2 separate regions of the Homo sapiens genome follow, and region 2 is linked to region 1. Evidence: read pairs that join two places in POLR2A ChIA-PET (ENCODE). Cell type or tissue: Caco-2. All regions are shown on one strand. Each heading gives the region's core, and the rest is flanking DNA. Links, peaks and the distances in the headings are about the cores only.

Region 1 (13,231 bases), core at 3,439-5,938:
ACCACTGCACTCCAGCCTGGGCAACAAAAGCAAAATTCGGCCTCCAAAAAACAAAAAAAAAACAAAAGGCAAGGACGCTTGACCGACCTTGGGTTAGAAGCCCAACTTAGGAGGGTTGGAGTCCCTTCCAAGATTTAGGGGGTTAGAGGCCCCTCTCAGTAAAGTCCCTTTCAGCTAAGAACGGGTTTGGCACTATGGGATGTTAACTGCTGTTCTCTTTAGATTAATCTGCCTTGCACTCTTTGCTGATGGCTGTGGGTGACAGCATTAAGCGTGTACAGGATCGTGGGACATAGGGAGCTTTTTTCTCCCTAAAAGGGGAAACTTGAGAGCTGATGGGACTTCTGGAAAAGATCCCTTCACGACCGACAAGCAGCCGCCTGGACTTTTCAGTGTCACTGCAATGGGTGGGTCTTTCTCTGGCCTCCCCGAGCACCTCACCTTCCTCACCTTCCTCACCTTCCCCACCCTGCCTCAGGCAATGCATTCCTCTCTCTCTGTGCAAATGGGTTAAATGGTAAAAATCACTGTTTATCTCCTCTATGAAGTTTTGATGAATGGAAGAAAGGATTTGCGAGGCTAATCTTAAACTGTAGTGAATCTGGTGTGCTTTGCCTGTCTTTCTGTGTTCTGTGATGGAGAGGAGTATCTTAGGACAGAATGAGGGCCTAGGACACCTATAAGCCCGCTGTTCAGAGACGGCCCAGCACACTGGTCAGTTAAAAACTTCGGCCGGGTGCGGTGGCTCACGCCTGTAATCCCAGCACTTTGGGAGGCTGAGGCGGGCAAATCACAAGGTCAGGAGTTCGAGACCAGCCTGACCAACATGGTGAAACTCCGTCTCTACTAAAAATACAAAAATTAGCTGGGCGTGGTGGTGAGCGCCTGTAATCCCAGCTACTCAGGAGGCTGAGGCAGGAGAACCGCTTGAATTCAGGAGATGGAGGTTGCAGTGAGCCGAGATCACGCCGCTGCACTCCAGCCTGGGCGACAGAGTGGGATTCCGTCTCAAAACAAACAAACAAACAAAAACTTTGCTGCAGGTCCCTGAAAAAAACTGGATGAGGTTCCCTTCTTGTCTTGTATGTCCTTGGGAGCTCGACCTTGTAACCATGTGGCTGTGCTTTCTCTTTCCACAGTGGCAGCCTGGGTTCAGGGTCCAATTCCTGGCTTGAGGAATGAGTCCTTTATCTTCTGTCTGTCTGCGTATTTATGTGTGTCGTGTGTGTGACGTTTACATATAAAAGAGCTTGGGTTGATTGGCTTAAAAACAAGTGCTTAAATCAAATATTTTGACAGAAAAGTATAAAGTATAATGCCTTTTAGTTCATGTGACTTAAGTAATCTTTGGGAAACAGTTTTAAAGATTATTGGTAAAATAAAAATATCTTCAAAAATGTAAATATTTGGTCTAACTTATGCAGGTCAGATGTTTGCTAAATGCTTTGAGGTTATAAACTGCTTCTTTGACTTTTGGAAATTGTTCAGTTTACCTACCTTGCTGTGTATGAACATATTGGCTAAAGTTGGGTATTATTCAGTTTTTGCATAAATTAAACATTGGAAAAAAACACAACAGGTTTTTCCTGAAGCAAAAATCTGCTTATGATCTGCTCTTTAACAAAAATTGTAAAGGGTTATAAAAAGTTTATGAGAATCTTACCTTAGGGTCAAACATTAAAATTGGGTAAATGTGTCTATAGGGTTTTATTAAGAATTGGGTTTGGCTGGGTGCAGTGAATCACGCCTGTAATCCCAACACTTTGAGAAGCCAAGGCGGGAGGATCACTTGAGGTCAGGAGTTCAAGACCAGCCTGGCCAACATGGTGAAACCCCATCTCTACTAAAAATACAAAAAATTAGCTGGGCACGGTGGCACGTGCCTGTAATCCCAGTTACTCGGGAGGCTGAGGCAAGAGAAACGCTTGAACCTAGGAGGTGGAGGTTGCAGTGAGCCAAGATTGCACCACTGCACTCCAGCCTGGGCAACAGAGCCAGACTCTGTCTCAAAAAGGGGAAAAAAAAAGAATTGGGTTTAACATTAATAGTACACTAATGTAAAGGTGAAATTCGGCTTATTTGGTACAAAACTCATACAGGAAACATTGTCAAATATGAAACGGTGTTTGCTTTTCTTTGGGCTGTATTTGTATAAATGTGTTATTGGCATATGTTCCAAAATAATAGGAAATTCCTATAATTCTGATATGACTTAGTATATGTTATTAATAATTATAATTGTTACAGAAAATCATTGTATGCCACAGAGGTAACCAAAAAACCAAAGTCTTATCTAAGATTTCTTCTATGGAACAGAGTTCCATCAAAGCCAATTTAAAAACAGCTTATGTGGGCCAGGCGTGGTGGCTCACGCCTGTAATCCCAGCACTTTGGGAGGCCGAGGCAGGCAGATCTTAAGGTCAGGAGATCGAGACCATCCTGGCAAACACAGTGAAACCCCATCTGTACTAAAAATACAATAAAATTAGCCAGACGTGGTGGCGGGCGCCTGTAGTCCCAGCTACTTGGGAGGCTGAGGCGGGAGAATGGCGTCAACCCGGGAGGCAAAGCTTGCAGTGAGCTGAGATAGCACCACTGCACTCCAGCCAGGGCGACAGAGCGAGACTCCATCTCAAAAAAAAAGCAAAAAAAAAAAGCTTATGTGAAAAATAGTTATTCTTGCTGCACTTTATACAAATAATCAGGCCAAAGAAAAACATCCTTTGTCAATCATGTTTTTGACTGTGGCTGTCCTAAGACATTTTGCCATCCACAGACAATTGTTGTCTTAATACTCTTTAAAAGGTGGTTTATAATCAACTAGAGAACTCTAACAGGTATTCTTAAATGCAGGTTTCTGATAACTTTGGAAATTGTGATATTAAAATAGAGGAAAAAACTTTCAGAACTCTCACAGAGAACTGGAATGTCCGTGAATATCAAACACAGCAGGAGATAACTGCAGCAGCTCAAGTCAGTAATTCTGAAGTCATCTTTTTGACTTTGCTTAAAATATTATTGATCCTTTGTTTTGCTTTTCAGAGTCAAGAAAACTTTTCTTTTGAGCTATTTGCATTTTTTTCTTTTTTTTTTGAGACGGAGTCTTGCTCTGTCGCCCCAGCTGGAGTGCAGTGGCGTGATCTCGGCTCACTGCAAACTCCACCTCCCGGGGTTCACACCATTCTCCTGCCTCAGCCTCCCGAGTAGCTGGGACTACAGGCACCCACCACCATGCCTGGCTAATTTTTTGTATTTTTAGTAGAGACGGGGTTTCACTGTGTTAGCCAGGATGGTCTCGATCTCCTGACCTCGTGATCTGCCCACCTCGGCCTCCCAAAGTGCTGGGATTACAGGTGTGAGCCACCGCGTCTGGCCTGCATTTTTTAACAATTGAGTAAAATATACTCCTATGAACAAACTTTGGAGCATATTTGTTTCTCTGTACCTGCTTTCTCCAGAATTTGCAAACTAGAGAGTATTCTTAACTTATGGCAATATAGTTATTTGCCTAATTGCAACAATAATTTTTCTTTTGTAACCGGACACAAGTGGAAAAGCTGGTTATTTTACCAAGGCTTTAACCGGAATGGTGTGTTTTTCCTTTAAGGAATTAAACTTGACTTACAGAGCCAATAAAAGCCCCTTGGGAAAACAGGCCTCATACCTTGCCCACACAGTCCCTGTACAGGGTTTCTGACCCATGGGAAGTAAAGAATGTCACTTTCCAACAGGCCCAGGAGCCCCAAGTTATCTGGGATCCCAAGATGGGAGGAATGTACTCATCCCACAGGTATTTGAGGATACAAACCCATGGCAGGGCTCGGCTCTGAAAAAGTCTTATCTAAGATTCCTTCTGTGGAACAGAGTTCCATCAAAGCCAATTTAAAAACACCTTTTGTGAAAAATAATTATTCTTGCTGCATTTTATACAAATAATCAGACCAAATACAATAAAGTAAATCGGCCTTACCATGATTTGTATTTAGTAAAAATGAGAAACTGGAGAGAGAAAAATTATATTTCAAGAACTATAATACACCTGTTATTAGATTCTAGTCTCATGAGTTGTTTTTAAGTTTGTTTCTGTAATTTAGGCTAACCCTGCTTATTCCTGTGAACCAACCAGTGATCTCTGGCTGCAGCTCAAAAAAAAAAAAAAAGGGATGGGTAATGTAAAAATCTGGATCAGTATTCTAATTCTGGGCATGCATTGGAATTGCTAACAACCCCGTATCAGCTTAGTTCCAACAGTTGCCCAGTTGATGGGAAGCCTTCTAATTTAGTTTACTTGGAATAATTTTACTTATTTTGCTTTACTCTTGTGGAATATATTGTTGTTGTACTCTTTGTGTAAAAATGAGGATAAGTTTACTCAACGTTTTCTTAAATTTAACACTTATGATATCACCTTCTGTCGGAATTCAAGAGTTATGAATGGCCCTCACCATATGGATGCTTTCTGACTGAGCTCCTCTCTACCCTGAATGCAAAAGACCCAGTAGTTGGGCAGTAATATAATTGCCCCTATTCAGCCTGAAGAAGTTGCAGAAGATGGATCTTTGTCCCTCTGCAACTCTTAGGATTAAGGATTCTCTTATAAAAGGGAGGGGGGAAATGTCAGAGGCATTTGAACCAGAGCAATTCCCTCTTGAGTAGGGGCTGGGTAAAGTAAGACTGAAATGTACTGGGCTACATTCCCAGGTAGTTAGGCATCCTGAGTCACAGGATGAAATAGGAGGTCAGCACAAGATACAGCTGATAAAGACCTTGCTGATAAAACAGGTTGCAGTAAAGGAGCCGGCCAAATCCTACCAAAACCAAGATAGTGATGAAAGTGACCTCTGGTTTTCCTCACTGCTACACTCCCACCAGCACCATGACAGTTTACAAATGCCATGGCGACGTCAGGAAGTTACCCTATATAGTCTAAAAAGGAGAGGCATGAATAATCCACCCCTTGTTTAGCATATCATCAAGAAATAACCATAAAAATGGGCGACCCGCAACCCTCGGGCGGCTCTGTCTGTGGAGTAGCCATTCTTTATTCCTCTACTTTCCTAATAAACTTGCTTTCACTTTACTCTATGGACTCGCCCTGAATTACTTCTTGCCCAAGATCCAAGAACCCTCTCTTGGGGTCTGGATTGGGACCCCTTTCCAGTAACAGTGGGAGAATCTCTTGAACCCAGGAGGCAGAGGTTGCAGTGAGCCGAGATCGCACCACTGCACTCCAGCCTGGGCAACAGAGCAAGACTCTGTCTTAAAAAATAAAAATAAATAAAATTAATTAAGGGGCTGAGCGTGGTGGCTCATGTCTGTAATCCCAGCACTTTGGGAGGCCAAGGCAGGCGGATCATTTGAGGTCAGGAGTTTGAGACCAGCCTGGCCAACATGGTGAAACCCCATCTCTACTAAAAATATAAAAATGAGCCAGGCGTGGTGGTGGGTGCCTGTAATACCAGCAACCTGGGAGTCTGAGACAAAAGAATCGCCTGAACCTGGGAGGTGGAGACTGCAGTGAGCCGAGATCATGCCACTGCACTCTAGCCTGGGCGACAGAGCGAGACTCCGTCTCAAAAAACAAACAAACAGGCCAGGTGCGGTGGCTGACACCTGTAATTCCAACACTTTGGGAGGTCGAGGCGGGTGGATCATGAGGTCAAGAGATCGAGACCACCCTGGCCAACGTGGTGAAACCCTGTCTCTACTAAATATACAAAAATTAGCTGTGCATGGTGGCGGGCGCCCATAATCCCAGCTACTTGGGAGGCTGAGGCAGGAGAATCGCTTGAACTCAGGAGGCGGAGGTTGCAGTGAGCTGAGATCACACCACTGCACTCCAGCCTGGTGACAGAGTGAGACTCTGTCTAAAAAACAAAAACAAAAACAAAAACAACCAACTAACCAAACAAAATCCAAATAAGTTTGCACAGAAGTTCAATGGCTCCCTAACTGTATGCTATTATTTTTAACTTTTTTCTCCTTTTGTCTTTCCTTTTTTCAAATTTAATTAGCTGATATTGCTGCCCATGAAACAGTTCTCAGGGTTAGGACTTAACATCTTGTGCCTTTGAAAATTCGCCTTCAAATACAAACACGATTTTCCCATTCTAAATGCAAAACAGAAGTTCCACAAAGGATTGCTGGAAAGAAAGCGTCCACTTAGGGCCAGGCGCGGTGGCTCACGCCTGTAATCCCAGCACTTTGGGAGGCCAAGGAGGTTGGATCACCTGAGGTCAGAAGTTCAAGACCAGCCTGGTCAACATGGTGAAGCCCGTCTCTACTAAATATACACAAATTAGCCAGGTGTGGTAGCGGGCGCCTGTAATCCCAGCTACTCGGGAGGCTGAGCCAGGAGAATCACTTGAGCCCGGAGGCAGAGGTTGCAGTGAGCCGAGATCACGCCACTGCGCTGCAGCCTGGGTGATACAGCGAGACTCTTTCTCAAATGAAAAGAAACAAACAAACAAAAAACAGTCTGATATCCATACTAATTGCATAATTGCGTAACCTTAAGCAAATCTCTTAACATCTTTGATTCAACGTTACACTGTGAGGGAGAGACACTAATACCTCCTTTTATAGAGGAGGAAATTGAGGTCCAGTGACTGGCTCAAGGTGGCAGAGCTGGAGAGAGTTGAGGTGCAACTGTGGGTTCAAGGTGCTGGCAAGAGGTCCCCCAGCCCCCAGCCCCTCCGTGTCACTCACTACCTGCCATCTCAAACAGTGGTATAAAGCCCAGTAAAATGTGCATGTTTTTATATGCATGTACAACCCAAATGTAAATGTATATTGGTTTAGGTGGGAAAAAATAATTCTAAAATTTGCAAAAGGAGTTATGTCAAAGTCCTTAAATATTGATACGTTAAAAAGTTAGTAAGTATTCTGGGCTGGGTGAGGTGTCTCAGCCTGTAATCCCAGCACTTTGGAGGCCAAGGCGGGCAGATCACCTGAGGTCAGGAGTTTGAGACCAGCCTGGCCAACATAGTGAAACCCCATCTCTACTAAAAATACAAAAATTATCTGGGTGGGTGTGGTGGTGCACGCCTGTAATCCCAGCTACTCGGGAGGCTGAGGTGGGAGGATCGCTTGAGCCCAGGAGGTGGAGATTGCAGTGAGCCGAGATCACACCACAGCACTCCAGCCTGGGCAACAGAGCGAGACACTGCCTCAAAAAAAAAAAAAAAAAAGGGTAATAAGTATCCCTTCATCAGTGCTTAATAAATGTATTAGGAATATGAGTAATTTCTATGCACTTCAAGATAACTAATCTCAAATTCATATGGATATATTTCAGAAAAGATTGACTCTAAGGACCCTCATACAGCCATGGAATGTACCGCTTTTTTTTTTTTTTTTTTGGAGACAGGGTCTTTCTGTCAGAGACAACTGAAATTTTAAAATAATAATAATAATAAAGAACTGGGAATTGGGGAGATGATGATGATAATGATGAGGAGCAGAGGCTTGCCCAGCTTGGGTCTCCAGGGACACAGCAACAAGAATGAGCCCAGAACTCTGCATATTCTATTTCTTGTCCTCATTTTCAGAGATGTATTATAATCTCAGTTTTGCAGATATGAAACCTAAGGCCAGCCAAGATATAGCTTTAATATGCATTTAAAGAAAATAATGGCTCAAAAACAAGGTGCAATGCTTTCATTCTATGATCAGCAATGTAGATGGAACTGACATGTATATACAAAGCATTATCTTTAATAAAATTGTATCAATGGTTTTTTCTTTTGTTTTGTTTGTTTTTGAGATGGAGTCTCGCTCTGTCACCCAGGCTGGAATGCACTGGCATGATCTTGGCTTACTACAGCGTCCGCCTCTCAGGTTCAAGCAATTCTCCTGCCTCAGGCTCCCAAGTAGCTGGGATTACAAGTGCCCACCACCATGCCCGGCTAATTTTTGTATTTTTAGCGGAGACAGGGTTTTACCATGTTGGCCAGGCCAGTCTTGAACTCCTGACCTCCAGTGATCCACCAGCCTCAGCCTTCCAAAGTGCTGGGATTACAGGTGTGAGCCACCGTGCCCGGCCTCAGTGTTCTTCTTATACTTAAAAAAAATTCATCTCAAGGGGCTTTAAGAAGCAACTTAATCCCCACTGAAACAAACAAGAGTTCCTTGAAGAAATGGCCAGGGAATGTTCAAGGAAAGGATGTGGGCTTCAAAAAGAATAACCATAATTAATTGAAACCCATTAAATAAATATTTCATATAAAGATACATGTATATGAAAAGGGAGGCGGGAGTGCTTCACAGACGAATGCTAGCTAATAAATGGATTGACAGAATAAGGTCAACATTTGCTAACTCCAGTGTAATCGCTGATTCCGTCAAGGATACTCACAAAGTGCTAAAACCATTAGGTGAACAGATTTTTGGTAACAGGATATTTGCATGGGTTTTTAATTGAAAGCGAGAAGCGTATCTTTACAATGGCAAGTTCTGGCAGTCTCCATCTTAACCCAGTGATCAAAGTTAGCGTCGCTAATGGTAGCACAATCTGACGTATGTGCCTTCCAATGTGATAAAATTTGAAATCCACATCGTCTAGAAGTATTTTTGCCCAAAATGTTTAACCTAAATTGAATCAGGCTCCTAGACCAGCACATGTCAATACAAATATATGTAAGCCACTTATGTAATTCAAAATTTTCTGGTAACTGCATTTGGAAAGTAAAAACAAAAGAGAAAAGCCCGGGGTGAAATTAGTTTAAAAACATACTTTAGCTAACCCAGTATATCCGAAATATTACGATTTTAACATGTAATCCATATTTTAAAATTAATATTTTATATTCTTTTTTGTACTGAGTCATGTATTTTCAGCATGTGTTTTTACACTTTAAGTACATTTCAATTCAGATGCTAAATCTTCATTGGAAATACTTGATCTGTATTTAGATTTCATAAAATTTGCAATTGAAAAACTAGCTCCAAGTTGTTCCACACATACATTTTTCCTATCACTGAATTGAGTATCAGTTTTTCAGTTTAAATTCAACTTAACAAAGATGAAATGAAATTTAAATTCAGTTCCTCAGCTGTATTCACCACATTGCAAGGGCTCCAGAGCTACATGAGGCTTGTGGCTATGATACTGGATTAGGCAGCCCTAGACTGAACTTCCAGTTTAGAGGAAAGAAAGGGATAGTAGACAGACAAGTTAAATGACACCAAGAGACAATCCAGAATGTGGGACATTTTACAAAACAATCGCCTTAGACTTCCTAAAAAATCAATGTCATAAAAAAAATAAGATGGGGAGATTGTCCTAGACTAAGGAAACCCAGAGATATAGCAACCATAGGCAGCAGCATGTCTGAAAACAACAAAAGCTTAGACAATTGGGAAAATTTCTTTGAACACTTGGGGAACTCTGAATATGTACTATATGCTAGATGGTATTCTGGAATTATTGCTAGTTTTCTTAGTTGTGATAACAGCATTATGGTTATGTAGGAGACTGCTTTATATCTAGGAGGGATAATCATTCTGGTGGAGAATAATTGTAGAAATGCAATTTTAACCAGGTATTGAAGTTGAAAGGAGCAAAAATATTGTGGGCATATGAGATCTTAAAATATATACCTTCTCTGCAAAAAGTTCTCTTCAGTAACTTCCAGGAAGTTGCTGAAGGATACTCTTCTCCAAAATGAAGGAGTAAGCCAAGAAAAGAATGATGTGGAATGGAGGAGCAGGTGGTTCAGCATGAGTTTACAAGACCCTCCAGGACAACAAGTGGGAACTAGTCTTAGAAAGCAGCCATCATTGACTGGAGCAGGAAGACAAAAACTCCAGGGGAGGCCAGTCGTGGTGGCTCACGCCTATAATCCCAGCTACTCGGGAGGCTGAGGCAGGAGAATCTCTTGAGCCCGGGAGGTGGAGGTTGAAGTGGCCTGAGATCATGCCATTGCACTCCAGCCTGGACGACACAGAGAGACTCTGTCTCGAAAAAAAAAAAAACAAAAAAAAAACTCCAGGGGTGATGTTTCCAAGAAAAAAAAGTACTGACAGGTGGATCATGTGATACATTTGGCCATATTGTGGAGAGTTTTATAACTCTGTAGGAGAATTTCCAGGGAAAAATGGATAGGTATGTTCAGTGGTGTATTGGTAAACCACCTCTCTGAAAAATAACAACAAAAAGCCCAAAAAACAAGAGGCCCTGATTTGTAGCATTGTTTGATTTCTGTGGCATAAATACTTCCACCGTAGCTGATTTCAAACTACCAACATTTGCACGCAGAGTTGGCAAAGGATGTCCACAATCGGCTCTCAAGGGCCAGTAAGAGTTGGCTTCAACAAAATTCAGCAAATAAACAAAACAGTTATTAACTCCAGGAACAATAAAAAGTTTTATAAGCAATGAAATCATAGTACTATGCATGGCTCAGCTATGAGCAATACTTACACCATCACGACAATGCACACACTGAATGCTGGTTTAACTTTTTTTTTAAATTTATTTTATTTATTTATTTATTTATTTTTGAGATGGAGTCTTGCTCTTGTTGCCCAGGCTGGAGTGCAGTGGCACAATCTTGGCTCACTGCAACCTCTGCCTCCCAGGCTCAAGCGATTCTCCTGCCTCAGCCTCCCAAGTAGCTGGGATTACAGGTGCCTGCCACCACGACCGGCTAATTTTTGTATTTTCAGTAGAGACAGGGTTTCACCATGTTGGACAGGTCGGTCTCAAACTCCTGACCTCGTGATCCGCCCACCTCGGCCTCCCAAAGTGCTGGGATTACAGGCACTAGCCACTGCGCCCGGCGGTTTTAACTTTTTTAAAATGTGATGTAACCACACTGAGAGGATGAGGGTAGAGAAGGGTGCAGAAAATGGAGCTAAATATTCATTATCAATAGATAACACCTCAAATGAAAAAAATCAAGAAATAGCAGAATGAACATTTTATTTAGAAATAAGAAGGTAAACTGGCAGAAGAAAGGGCCAAAAGAGACCAAAGTTATTACCTGCAGGGTGCAGAACTCCAGCGTAGAGAGAAATGTGCAGAAAGAAAAGAGCTGGCTTTTTTTTTTTTTTTTTTTTTTTGAGACGGAGTCTCGCTCTGTCATCCAGGCTGGAGTGCAGTGGCGTGATCTTGGCTCACTATAACCTCCACCTCCCAGGTTCAAGTGAGTCTCCTGCCTCAGCCTCCCGAGTAGCTGGGACTACAGGCATATTCCACCACGCCTGGCTAATTTTTGTATTTTTAGTAGAGACGGGGTTTCACCATGTCAGCCAAGCTGGTCTCGCACTCCTGGCCTTAAGTAATCCACCCTCCTTGGCCTCCCAAAGTGCTGGAGTTACAGGTATGAGCCACCATGCCCGGCCAGCTGGTTTTCTTTACAAGCCCTGTAGTACTATTAGACTTACACATATGCACACACTCATGTGAGTACTCACATACACAAATACTACTGAGGCAGACTTCTGGTTATAGAAGACTGAACACAAACTTTTATCACTCTTTCCTCCAAAACCTATTGAAATGACAGAAAGAATATAAAAGGCCTGGCACGGTGACTGACGCCTATAATCCTAGCACTTTAGGAGGGCGAGGCATGTGGATCACTTGAGCTCAGCAGTTCGAGACCAGTCTGGGCAACAAGACAAAACCCTTCTCTAGGCTGGGCATGGTGGCAGGCACCTGTAGTCCCAGCTACTCAGAAGGCTGAGGTGGGAGGATCACCTGAGCCCGGGAGGCAAAGTTTGCAGTGAGCCGAGATCCCACCACTGCACTCCAGCCTGGGCAACAGAGCAAGACCTGTCTCAAAAAGAAAAAAAGAAAAAATATATATAAATATATATATTTGTTATTGATTATATATAAACTTGTATATGTATATATTTATTATTTATATAAATTTATATATATAAATAAGCTGGTAACTGCTGGGAAGCCAGGAGAATGCAGCAGCAGCAAACCAAGACAGTTAAAATTTTCTGAGTACAAGACACTTGGAATCACATTGATTTCTAATCCCAACATATTAAAAACAACCCCAGACAAGCCAAAGAGAGAACCTCAAAAAGTAAGTTTTGCCAGCAAAGCCCCCATCCCAAACCCCTAAAGTGACGTCCCTGTTTCCCTTCAGCCCATCCTGTAGCCTGCAGATAACCGCACCTCTAGGATGCGATTCCTGACACTGCACTTCCTCCCACAGGAGGGAATGAAAGCGGAAACTCCGGGCGGGGTCCCAGGGGACTGACAGCCACCGGAGGGAAGGCACCCCTTTAAGAGAACAGTTTTCACTGGGCGCGGTGACTCACGCCTGCGATCCCAGCACTTTGGGAGGCCGGGCCCTGTGGATTGCCTGAGGTCAGGAGTTCGACACCAGCTTGACTAACGTGGTGAAACCCCATCTGGACTAAAAATACAAAAATTAGCCAGGCGTGGTGGCACATGCCTGTAATCCCAGCTACTTGGGAGGCTGCGGCAGGAGAATCCCTTGAACCTGGGAGGTGGAGGTTGTGGTGAGCCAAGATCACGAGCCGAGATTGCGCTGCTGCACTCCAGCCCGGGCAACGAGAGTGAAGCTCTGCCTTAATAAATCAATCAATCAATCAATCAATCAATCAATCAGAGGTTCTGCTCTGCCACTAAGCTAAATGGCCACCTCACTCCCGGCTTCTAGAATCATTACTTTTCTTTTTTGAGACAGAATCTCACTCTGTCGCCCAGGCTGGAATGCGGTGGCGTGATCTCTGCTCACTGCAACCTCCACCTCCCAAGTTCAAGCGATTCTCCTGTCTCGGCCTCCCGAGCAGCTGCGATTACAAACGCGCCACCACGCCCGGCTAATTTTTGTCCTTTTAGTAGAGACAGGGTTTTACCATGCTGGCCAAGCTGGTCTTGAACTCCTGACCTCAGGCGATCCGCCCACCTCGGCCTCCCAAAGGGCTGGGATTACTGGCGTAAGCCACCGCGCCCGGCCTGGAATCATAACTTGTATCGACCGCCAGACACACAGGGAGTCAGTCTCACAAGACAACATGATAAAAACACAAAGCACAATATAAGGCGTCAGACTGGAGAGGCCACGGCCATGATTCCTAGCAGGGAATCCTGAAGAGCCACTCATTTTGTTCTTGCCAGACGTGTCCTGAATGCTGTCCCTTTCCAGACCTGGTTCTTCGGCTTTCTCTTCAATTCGGTAAGTTTCTCCACATCTTCCCAACAGAGGGAAGACCTTTTCTTCTTGTTCGTGATAACTAG
Region 2 (11,382 bases), core at 2,813-5,312, 180 kb before region 1:
ATATTACCACAGCCTTCTAAATAACTAGTATTTGGATGTATCAGTCCGGGTTCAACCAGAGCAGCAGAACCAGAGGGGGGGGTGCGTGGGTGAGTGTGTGTGGGTGCATGTGTGTGTTGTGTGCGCCAGCGCGCGCTTACTCTCCTCTGAAGAGATATATTTGAAAAGAATTGGATTGTGTGATCGTGGAGCCTGGCTAAACAAGTCTGAAATCCACAGTGCAGGCAATCAAGAATGGAAGATCACAAGCAAGATGAAATTCCACGGGCACTGATCAAAGCTGCTGTCCACAAAGAATTGCTCATGTCACCAAAATCAAGAATAGGACAGAGATACCTGCTGGTCATCGCTGTTTTGAAAGTTCTGACGTCACAGGAGAAAAATAAAATAAACAGTACAAATGCTGGGAAAAAAGAGACAAAATCCTCTCTTTAAATAATATTATGTGCTAAGAAAGTCCAAAATTCACAACAAGTTTTACCAGAATAACAGAATTTGATGGCTCTATACTAGACAAATATTTACAAATCAATACTTTCTCTATAACAGTTACAATCTGTTAGCAATAGAAATAATCTATTCATTGCAGTGACAAATTATATAAATTTAATATGAGAAGAACATGACCTATATGAAGAAAACTTTAAAATATTTAATGAAAGAGGTGAAACAAGATCTGAAACTAGATAGGGGGAGAAAAGACAAACTACCCAATAGAAAATGAGCAAAGTTGCAGTCATCCCACAAAATAGCATATCCAAACAGCCAATAAACATATTTAAAACAACTATTTTTTTAGTGTTTATTATATGCCAGGATCTTTTCTAATAACCAAACCTCCTCAATAACCCTATGAAACAAGAACTATTATTATCCCATTATAGAGATGATGAGGAAACTGGCACATAGAGGGTAAATAAATCTACTAAGCGCATATCATTGGTACGTGATGAAACTGGAATTCACACTCAGGCAGACTGGCTTCAAAATCAGGTAATTATCCACTAAGGAAACTCAACCTTGGCTGGCAGTCGGAAAGATACAAACCAAAGTCACGGTGTGGCAGCATTTTTCACCTGACGGCAAAAACTCCAAAGGGTGATAATACTTGAGAAGGAATGGGGGTCAGGGATGGGAAGGAAATTATCTTGCAGTTCTGAAGGAAATGTAAATCGCTGTAGTTTTTTTTTAAGCAATCTGGCAAAATCTGTTAAAATTAAAAATACAGACTCTCTTGGACCCAGCAACCCCACTGTTAGGAATCGTTCCACACAGTGGGATGGGGAGGACCAGTATATCAGGATATGTGTATATGTGTGGGTGTAGATGGATGGATGAATAGATAGAGATGCTATACATATAGATAGATACAGATATATAGAGAGATGGCATCATTAGTTACTGTGGCAAAACTCTAGAAAGAGAATTAACACCTAGCAACAGGTGAACAGGGAGTGGTTGAATAAATGTTTGATTGTACGTTGACCACAAAGTCTGTGCTAAGTGACTTAGAAGGTTTTTAACAAGGTTTTGTTAAATGAGAAAAGCAAGCTGCAGGGAAGCATCTATAGTCTGATCCTATTTTTATGCAAACAAAATAAATGTTGTGTGATTGAGAACATGGAGGAAAGCATGGCAGTGATATGGACGGGGGACAGGGAAGTGCTGGGTAGAGAAAGGCAGGTCCCTGGCTAGGGATCCGCCCTCAGGCCTGTGCCCACGGACCTAGGTGAGGATAGGCACTCCTGCCTTCACACCCAAATGTTGTATTTCCCAAGAACAGCCTGGCCTGCCACGACCCCATCCTGTGCCTATAAAAACCCCAAGACCCTAGTGGGCAGAGACAACAAGCGGCTGGACGTCGAGAGGAACACACATTAGCGAAAGAACACACAGGCGGCTGGACACCGAGAGAAGCACATGGGCTGGAGAGCACAGCCGGCAGGCCATTGATCAGCGGAACCACGCGGAGTTTGGGGGTTTGGCCGGGACGGTGGGAGGAGAGACTGGCTGCCAAGTGCCCGACTCCAGGGGAAAACCATCTCCCTTCTGGCTCCCCCATCTGCTGAGAGCTATTTCCACTCAATAAAACCTTGCATTCATTCTTCAATCAAGCCCACGTGTGATCTGATTCTTCGGGTACACTAAGGCAAGAAACCCAAGATACAGAAAGCCTCTGTCCTTGCAATAAGGCAAGGGCCTCATTGAGCTGATTAACACATGCTGCTATGGACAGCTCAACTGAACGAACACCCTGTAACACACACCCACTGGGGCTTCGGCTGTAAACATTCGCCCTTAGACATTGCCCGGGGTCGGAGCCCCACAACCTGCCCGTCTGCATGCTCTCCCAGAGGTGTGAGCGGCAGAGAACCAAAGAAGCAAGCCACACGCCTATCGCATGCCCTGCCAGGGGGATAAGAGAACCTGCCCCGTTTCAGCAGTATACGTACCATTGTGTGTGCAGGCATGCACGTGTGTGTACACGACAGGGGGCGTGGGGCTGTATCAAGAGATGGAGATGGAGAGAGAGAGAAACAAGGCCCTCCAAACTGGGGTGAAGGGGAACAATAGAAAAGCAGCCTGGAAAATGTTCTTTCTATGTAAACCAATATGTATGCACGTAAAGACAAAGGAAGTCACCAAACTTCAAATGATGTCATTTTTTGAGGAAAATATTTTTTAATTGACATAATAATTGTCCATATTTATGGGGTACATAGTGCTGGTTTTATACATATAAAGTATAGTAACCAGATCAGGTAATTAGCACATCCATTATCTCAAACGTTTGTCATTTCTTTGTGTTGGGAACATTCAATATCCTCCTTCTAGCTATTTGAAACTCTGTATCATTATTAACTAACGGTCATCCTACAGTGCTATAGAACAGGAGAACTTCTTCCTTTTATCTAGCTGTAATTTGTATCCTTTAACACAGGGGTCCCCAACCCCCACCAGAGCATTACCGCCTGAGCTCCAACTCCTGTCGGATCAGTGGCATTAGATTCTCGTAGGAGTGCGAACCCTATTGTGAACTGCACGTGCAAGGAATGGAGGTTCCAAACTCCACATGAGAATCTAATGCCTGATGATCTGTGGTGGAACAGTTTCATCCTGAAACCATTCCCGCTCCCCACCTTCCCCATGCCCTGTCCATGGAAAACTTGTCTTCCACAAAACCAGTCACTGGTGCCAAAAAGGTGGGGGACCACTGCTTTAACAAATCACTCCCTGTCCTTCCCTTCCCCCTAACAAAATGATGTAATTTTGGATGCTATTTGCTTTCTTCCTACTTCCCACCACATTGTACTTAAATGTTTTAATTAATCATAAAAAGTAAAGCTGCTCTTACTGTGAGCAAAGAGCTGGGAAATGAAGAAGTGGAGGCAAGTACAGACAACTCTTTCAAGAAGTTCCCCCCACCTCACTTTTTTTTTTTTTTTTTTTTTTGACAAGGAGCAAAGAAATGGCAGGCACCTGAGCACAAGTGAGGTCAGGAAGAGGTTACTGAATATGGGTGGAAATAATCCAGTAGCTAGGAGAAACTGATGATACAGGAGGAAAGAGGTAATCGCTGGATCAAAATCCTCGAGTCAGCAAGAGAGAATTAGATCTTGTGCTGAAAACTAAGAATTGAATATTTCGTGAAAGTTCATTACTCATGAACTCTGGCTTCCCTCCTGTCACAGTGGTAAGTAGGCTCGCAGGAAGATCAGTGGTTCCTGGAGGCCATGAGATTGTCCCTCACAAGTCTCCCACTGCAGGAGTGTAATTGACCCAGAGCATCAGCTGCTGCCCTCTGAAACTCATCACCACATTTGCACCAAGCCTGCAGCCCCTCAGGCTGTTCCCCACCTGTGACCGAGTGCAGTGAGGAAACTAAGGAAGACCCAGTGCTGGTAGACACAGGACTCTTATCAGCCTGGCTCAAGGACTCCCGAAGGTGTTACCAAACCTTCCTTAGATTGCACAGCAGTTTAGGCAACTCTATCCAATCTCAATCTGCACCATTTCTCTCCCGCGCTCTCTCTCTGGTAAGTCTCTCAACTTCCACAGCTCTTTATTTCCTTTCACACAAGTATTTCCCTGCATGAAATCCTTGCACATTGAATCCCATGTTAGTAACTGTTTCTCAGAGGACCTGGATTAGCACAAGTCATAAGTGAGCGGTCTGAGAAATCAGGCAGTCAGATGGTAATTTGGGACTGGCTCACCCAGCACCCAGAAGGCAGACAGGAAGCCATCCTAAGGGATATGTGGTCAGCGATAGTCCTGGGCTGTAGGTGGTGGTTCAGTTTTTAATGTTTTCATTGATAGTGACCCGAGGAAATGTCCTGGTGGAGGGGAAAGCTATGGCAGGTGCAATGGTAAAGGGATTTGAAAAACATGGGGATCACAAAGACATGATTGAGTTATACTAATGACCTGCACAAAGTGGAGACCGAGAGCCATAGCAGCTAATGGAGATAAGAATAAAAAGCAGTGTCTCTTATAAAGAGGTCATCGTCACCAATAGTAAAAAGGCAGACACAATTGAACACTAAGCTGAAGACCTGGGAGTCACAGGGCTCCAGAAATGTTTGCACACAGCTACTTTAGGTCTGTTACTGGGCCGTTGAGGCCCTGGTAGAGAAAACTTTTGATCCTAAAAACTAGGACAGGAAAATCTGGATGGATGCCTCTGAAGGTGTTGAGCTCTGCAACCTCCACCCCTCCCACCCGCCTCTGGGCACGCAGAGATGGCCCACTGCTCCCTATTAAGGGTTAGCCCTTTTGCTGTACTACAAGATGCTGCAGAAGCCTCGGCCTCACAGGGCAACAGGTGCCCCCCGACCTACAAGGCTGTTGGTTAATGTCTACAATAATAATAACAAACAAGAATGAAAGAAGAGGCTGAGGGACATTGCCCCAGTAAAAAGTCATGGTCCCTTGCTCAGTCCCGAGACCCAGAGTACATTTTCAGACCCAGAACCCATTGACTGAAGAGGCGGCCAGGTTCCCAGGAAGAAGGATCCTGCAACACTGTGGCAAGTATTATATATACCATGACAATTCCCCCAGAGACCTGTGGCTGTTTACTCAGGTGACTTTCCTGGGGAAAGAGGAATAAGCAGACATTTTGAGGACTATTACACACAGGTCTCAGTTGACATTAATACCCAGAGACCCAAAGTGTCATCAAGCCTCCCCTTTAGAGTGAGGGCCTATGAGAGCCACAGTGGCTCCACCCACCCCGGGGCCTCTCCCAGTCTCCAAAGCACATACTTAGAATTATATACTTGGCCGTGGGAGTAACGCCCACATCGAGGCCCTTGGTTTGTGAAGCAGGAGCAATCAGAGTGGGAAAGGCCAAATAGAAACCTCTGAAACTGGCCCCTCCACAAACCCCGACAAAGTGAGAAAACTGTTATTCTGGCGGGTTGCAGGGGGAGGCAGATATTATTACCATCATTAAAGACCTAAAAGATGCAGGGTTGGTGGTCCCTGTTGTATCTTTGTTTAATCGCCAGTCTGCAGAAAACAGATGGATCCTAGAGAATGACTGTTGACTCCCGCAGACTCAACCAGGTAATAGCACCAGTTGCAGCTGGTGTGCCAGATATGGTGTCACTGCTAGGGCGGATTCATCAGACCTTGGGTATACGGCATGCAACTACTGACTCTGCAAATCTGTTCTTTTCCATCCCAGTGAGAAAAGAGGATGAGAAACTGTTCACATTCACATCAACAACAATATTCAATGATCTACCTATTCTATGGAATTTCTAAGTAGATATCCTCATTTAGATAACTAACAAAGCAAGTTCATGTCTGGTCTGATCGCGGTAGAACAGATGCCATGGTAGACTAGATGCCTGGGTGCCATGTTGTTGTGGCATCAATGTTGTACCCATTAAGAATGGAAAAGGCACTAGGGAAGCTGACTGCCCAAGTTTCAACAAGGATGACCTCCATCTTGTCACCAATAGGGGATCATGTTCTTGGAGACGAGGGAGGCACAGAATTGAGAAGTGAGCTATGTTGAACCCTTACCACCTATCTAGGGAAAGTTATTTGTCTTGCCTGAAATATAACCTCCAGATATAGACTAGCAAAGCATTATCAAAAACCTAGCCAATCACATTTCACTTTCATTTGAACAACCTGGTACAATTACCAATGGCTTCAAAAGTCAAGTATATCAATTCCAATTATGCATAACTTCATAACTAAAGACGTCTAAGACAAAGAGCACCATTGTCCCCTGAATTGTCTAACTAGGCTATCTTCTCAGGGACCTGGTCATTTTGAAGTGGAAAATAAACAGTTTCAAGATCTACTGGAGAATTCATATGCCCATCTTCTAACACTGCACTGTATATCCAAATCTTGCAGTAAGTATAGTCAACCAATAACAACTGATCTAACAGAGGATGGGGCATGGGGAGTAGGGTGGGGGGAGCTGAGCATGACCTCTCAAATATTTCTCATGGTGGAGCAGACAGGAAACCAGCAGGGGTCTGGAACACATAAGCCATTCTTCACTCTGGCTACCACCTCAGTGGAGGTGACAGAGTTTTAGATAGCCATCTGTGGTAGCCAGCTTCCAGGATGGGCTCCAGTGATCCATGTATTCACACCCTTGTGCAGTATCACCTCATATTGCTCCAGAGTTGGTCAGTATGATCAACAGAATATAGCAAAAGTAAGGGTAGGTCACTTCTGAGACCAGGTTATAAAACACTGCAGCTTTCTTGTTGATGACTCTCCCATTCTGTTTTGGATCAATTGCTCTGGGAGGAACAGCTACCATGTCATAAGTAGCCCTACAGACAGGCCCATGTGGTGATAAACTAAAGCCTCCTGCCAGCTGATCTGTCAGTGAGCTTGGAAGCAGATCCTCAGGCCCCAGTCAAGCCATCAGATGACTGCAGCTCCACCAGAGACTCAAAGCCAGAAACACCAACCTAAACCGCTCTTGGATTCCTGACCTTCAGAAACTGTTTTAAGCTGCTACGTTTTGGGGTAATTTGGAACAGAACAATAAATAAAACACAGACTCAGTTCATCTCTACAACACAGAGAGCAATAAGCTTTAAAATTAATTTTCCTTTATAATGGTTTGGGCAGCTTAGATCTCTCCCAGGCCACCTAAGAAATAGTGATTTTCTATGCTTTGCTTTCTGTTGCCGGGGCCTCTCTATCTAGGGAGGGATATTGGTGGGAGACTGGAAGGCAGGAGGAGGAGGGACTTCCTGTTTTCTACCTTCCGGTCAGCAGGAATGTAGGCAGGCTTCTTCATCTAGCAGCAGTAGCGCTTGATTTCAGCAGCGGTGGATAATTCCTAGCTCGAAGTTTTTAAAACTTTCCAGGGCCGATGTCATTGTGCCCCTTTAGAAATACCAGAGACCAGCAGTTCTCCTCTTCAGGGTTTGCAATTCCAGCTTAATAGGGCTCTCCTGCAAGCTTCAAAAATCTTTCAATTCTGACCTCTTTATTCCCCCAGACCTAAGTGTCCTAGCTGTTTCTAGCTTTCTGACACCTCAGTGTTCCCTTTTTGTTTCAGCCCTCTAATACCCAATTTACAATTCTGTATACTAAATTCTCTTTGTTCATCCGTTTCCTGACAACCACCTCAAATAAGTCTGCATGTTATGTTCTACTACTGTCTCCTTCAATTTAAATTATAAAATTATGAGTGAATATTTATATTCTATTGTATATTATGTAATAGAATAATTCTATATATAAGAATTTATATTATATATTTTATTATAGGATATATGTAACTATATTCTTTTCTTTCACTGGATTATAAGCTTCATGAGGGTAGGGTCATGTCTGTTCTATCATAGTGAATTAGTGATACAGATATATAATACATAATATATATAAATAAAATGTAATATATAATACAGATTATATATTATAATATGTAATATAAGAATATTATTATATAAGTATATTTTTGGCCAGGCGCAGTGACTCACACCTGTAATCCCAGCACTTTTGGAGGCCTGGAGGCCAAGGCAGGGGGATCACCTGAGGTCGGGAGCTCGAGACTAGCCTGACCAACATGGAGAAACCCGGTCTCTACCAAAAATACAAAAAAAATTAGCCGGGCGTGGTGGCAGGCACCTGTAATCCCAGCTACTTGGGAGGTTGAGGCAGAAGAATTGCTTGAACCCGAGAGTCGGAGGTTGTGGTGAGCCAAGATTGCACCACTACACTCCAGCCTGGGCAACAAGAGTGAAACTCCATCTCAAAAAAAAAAAAAAAAGAAGAATATATTTTTATATTACATTTATTTTATATATATGTAAGAATATATATATTCTTCTCTGTGTTTCACTGGATTGTAAGCTTCATGAGAGTAGGATCATGTCTGTTCTATCACAGGTGAATTAGTGACGCAGAGGCTGACACATCAAAGGTACTCATTTAACACTTGTTCAATGAATGAAGGATGGATGATTCATTATTGATGGATCAATACCTGAATTACATGAGCAGCATAACTCATTCCATCATTAGATGATGAATTCTATTTTGTACCTGATAAATTCAAAGTAACCATGGGCCATCCTGTGTGGTAGGGCAGAATCCCAGCCCCCCCGGGAGATGTTCACATCCTAATCTCCAGAATCTGTGGCTGTTGCCTTTCATAGGAAGAAAGGACTTAGCAGGTGTGATTAAGGATCTTGAGATGGAGGGAGACTCCTCAGTTATCAGGTGGGCCCAATCTAATCACAAGGCTCTTCATAAGTAAGAAGGAGAAATAAGGGAGTCAGAGAAGACATGATGATGGAAATGGCGTGTGGGGTGGGGGGTGGGCACTGGAGTGACGGGGCCATGAGCCATGAGCCAAGGAATGAGGGCAGCCTCTAGAACCTGGGAAAGCAAGGAAGCAGATTGTCCCCTAGAGTCTCCAGAAGGAACACAGCCCTTGATGTTAACCCAGGGAGACCCATTTTGGACTTCTGATCTCTAGAACTATAAGAAAATAAGTTTGTGTTATTTTAAACCACTAAGTTTGTGGCAATTTGCAGCCAAGGGAAACCAACACATCCTGTTAGAGAAGTCCAAGAGGCTGTAGGTTATACTGGCCTAGCACTCTGGAGAGAGAAGAGCACCGAAGATGGAGACATGCGGCTCTTCAGTATACATGCAACAGTTACAGCTGAGAGTGGATGAGATCACAAAGGGCAAAGGGAGTGTGTACAGTAAGAGTTAAAGTGAATCTATGGGGACTGCAGCCAGGACTAAATAAGGTGCAAATGCACAGTGCCTTTTCCCCACCTTTCACAGGAAAAAGGGCTTAGCAGATGTGATTACGTAGTTTGTAATTGCTTAAGGTGGGGAGGAACACCATGGGAGGAAAGAGAAGCAAGGCAGCTGATGCACCAAAAACAGGTTTTAGAACTTTGTCAACAACCTTCCAGAGGACAGTCAAGTAATGATGTGCACAGCATTTACTGTCCCCCAACACTACCTGACAAACCATATTTTCCAAGTTTACTTATTTCCTCTATTTTACATCACCTTCTGTCTCTCCAAACTCCCTATGCCCCTCTCCTCACGTCTTACTCTTTGAAGACATTCTTGCCTCATAATTCACTGAGAAAGTAAAAGTAAATCAGGAATAAACACCCTCATTTCCTACACTCCCGTATTTCTAACCTGCCTACCCGTCTCCGTGCCTTCTATGCCGTAACTGTGCACCTGCATCTGCCTTCTATGCCATCACTACAGATGAAGCATCCCCCCTACTAAACAGCAACCATTAACTTGTGTCCTGGATCCCTCTCCCTTCTTTGCCCTTGCAAATCTTTCCCTCTCCTATATCAATTTTTCTCCCTTTACATGCAAGTATGCCTCAGCATCTCCCATCTTCAAAATGCCCTCCATTGACCACACCGCCTTATCCAGCTGTTGCCCCCAAGTTAAGTTGTCTCCCTTTTGTCACCTTACATTTGCTTCTCAAACTGTTAAAGCAGTTATTTAAATCTCACTCCTCCCAGAGACCGCTCACATCAAAGCTACCAGTGATTTCTATATTGCTGAATCCAATAGTCTTGACATCAATGTTATCATGTTCTTTCTGATTTTCCTCCTGCCTCCGTGCTTCCTCTTCATACTTTACTTGACCTCTACATGGTGAAGGGTCCTAGAGCTTTGTTCTTGGCCCACTTCTTTTTAGCTACACATATTCCTAGGTCATCCAACCAAGCCCCAAGTCTATAAATGGCCATGACTCCAGTTTATTCAAATGTCTACTACTTGGCAGTCATGGATGTCTAAAAGGCATCTCAAACTTAGCATGACCAAACCATAGCTCTTGATTTCCCTACCCCCAGCCTGCTCCTCCCCAAAATGTTTCACATCTTAGAAGTGCCAGGACTATCCACTCAGTTCCCCAAGTCAAAAATCTAGAAGTTATTCTCGAATCCTCTCTCCCTAACCAACTCAACATCTAACCCATTAGCAAGTTCCACAGACTTTACTCCAAAATATTTAAACTCTAATTATTTCGGTCTCCACCACTATCAGCCACAACGAAGCCACTTGCTGGCATGCACTTCTGGAACAGCATCCAATTGGTGGACTTGATTAACTTTTGCCACATAACCACCCCCAAAACTTTGTGACTTAAAACATTATTTCTCACATTCTGTGGGTTGGCTGGTCAGTTCGTCCGATCCATGTGGTTGTGGCCAGGGAAGGATAGTCCGGGAGAGCTTCACATGTTCGCAGTTGGTTGGTTGTCAGCTGGATGTGGGCCGTGACTTGACCACGTGTCCCTCATCATCCATCAGGCTAGCCCACACTCATTCCTAAAATGGTGGTCACAGGACTCCCAAGTTCAGCAAGAGGGCAAGCCCCAACTCACAAGTGTTTTTTAAGCCTCTGCTTGCACGATGTTAATGTCCCACGTCCACAGCAAGTCACAGTCCAGTGCAGTCAGTGGGGGTAGACACCACCAAAGAGTATAATTTGGGAGACTGGAAATAATTTGTGGCTATTTTCACAATCTGCCACACTCATCTCCCTATTTCCACCTCCTTTGCCTCTCTGAAATCCATTTTCCACACAGCAACCCAAGTAATCATTTTTAAACACACGCACACTCATTTCACTCCCTGGTCCAAACTTATGGCTTCGTTTAAAATACAACCCCTGTTATGAATTTTAAAATCCTTCCGGGATCTGGCCTCTGCCTACCTGCCCAGCTCATCTAGTACCGTCGACTCCTTGCCTACTGTGTCCCAGCAAGAGTGATCTTTTGTTTCCTTGAATACAGAAAACTCCTTCATGCTTCAGATCTTTGCATTTGTTCCCTTTGACTGAAATACTCCTCCCCCTCATATCTGCGGGGCTGGCTTTGTCATTCACATTTCA

The links. ChIA-PET counts read pairs that join two places held together with the same protein. Peaks named below come from ENCODE experiments on the same cell type or tissue, not always from the same donor. Only the 100,000 strongest peaks of a DNase experiment are listed, where the experiment ranks them.
Region 2: POLR2A ChIA-PET joins it to region 1 with 5 read pairs; 19 of 35 experiments call an interaction of 5 or more read pairs at or near these places.

Annotation. Positions count from the first base shown.
Region 1 is chr1:244,816,573-244,829,803 of GRCh38, forward strand. No RefSeq gene overlaps it. Among named protein-coding and RNA genes, the nearest start is that of COX20, 12 kb to the right of the region's middle. RefSeq lists an enhancer at 1-616. In Caco-2, for the core only: no CTCF peak of the experiment used is centred there; DNase peaks (open chromatin) are centred at 3,739 and 4,809.
Region 2 is chr1:244,640,786-244,652,167 of GRCh38, forward strand. No RefSeq gene overlaps it. Among named protein-coding and RNA genes, the nearest start is that of DESI2, 6.6 kb to the right of the region's middle. RefSeq lists enhancers at 1,937-2,490, 11,012-11,382. In Caco-2, for the core only: no CTCF peak of the experiment used is centred there; no DNase peak of the experiment used is centred there.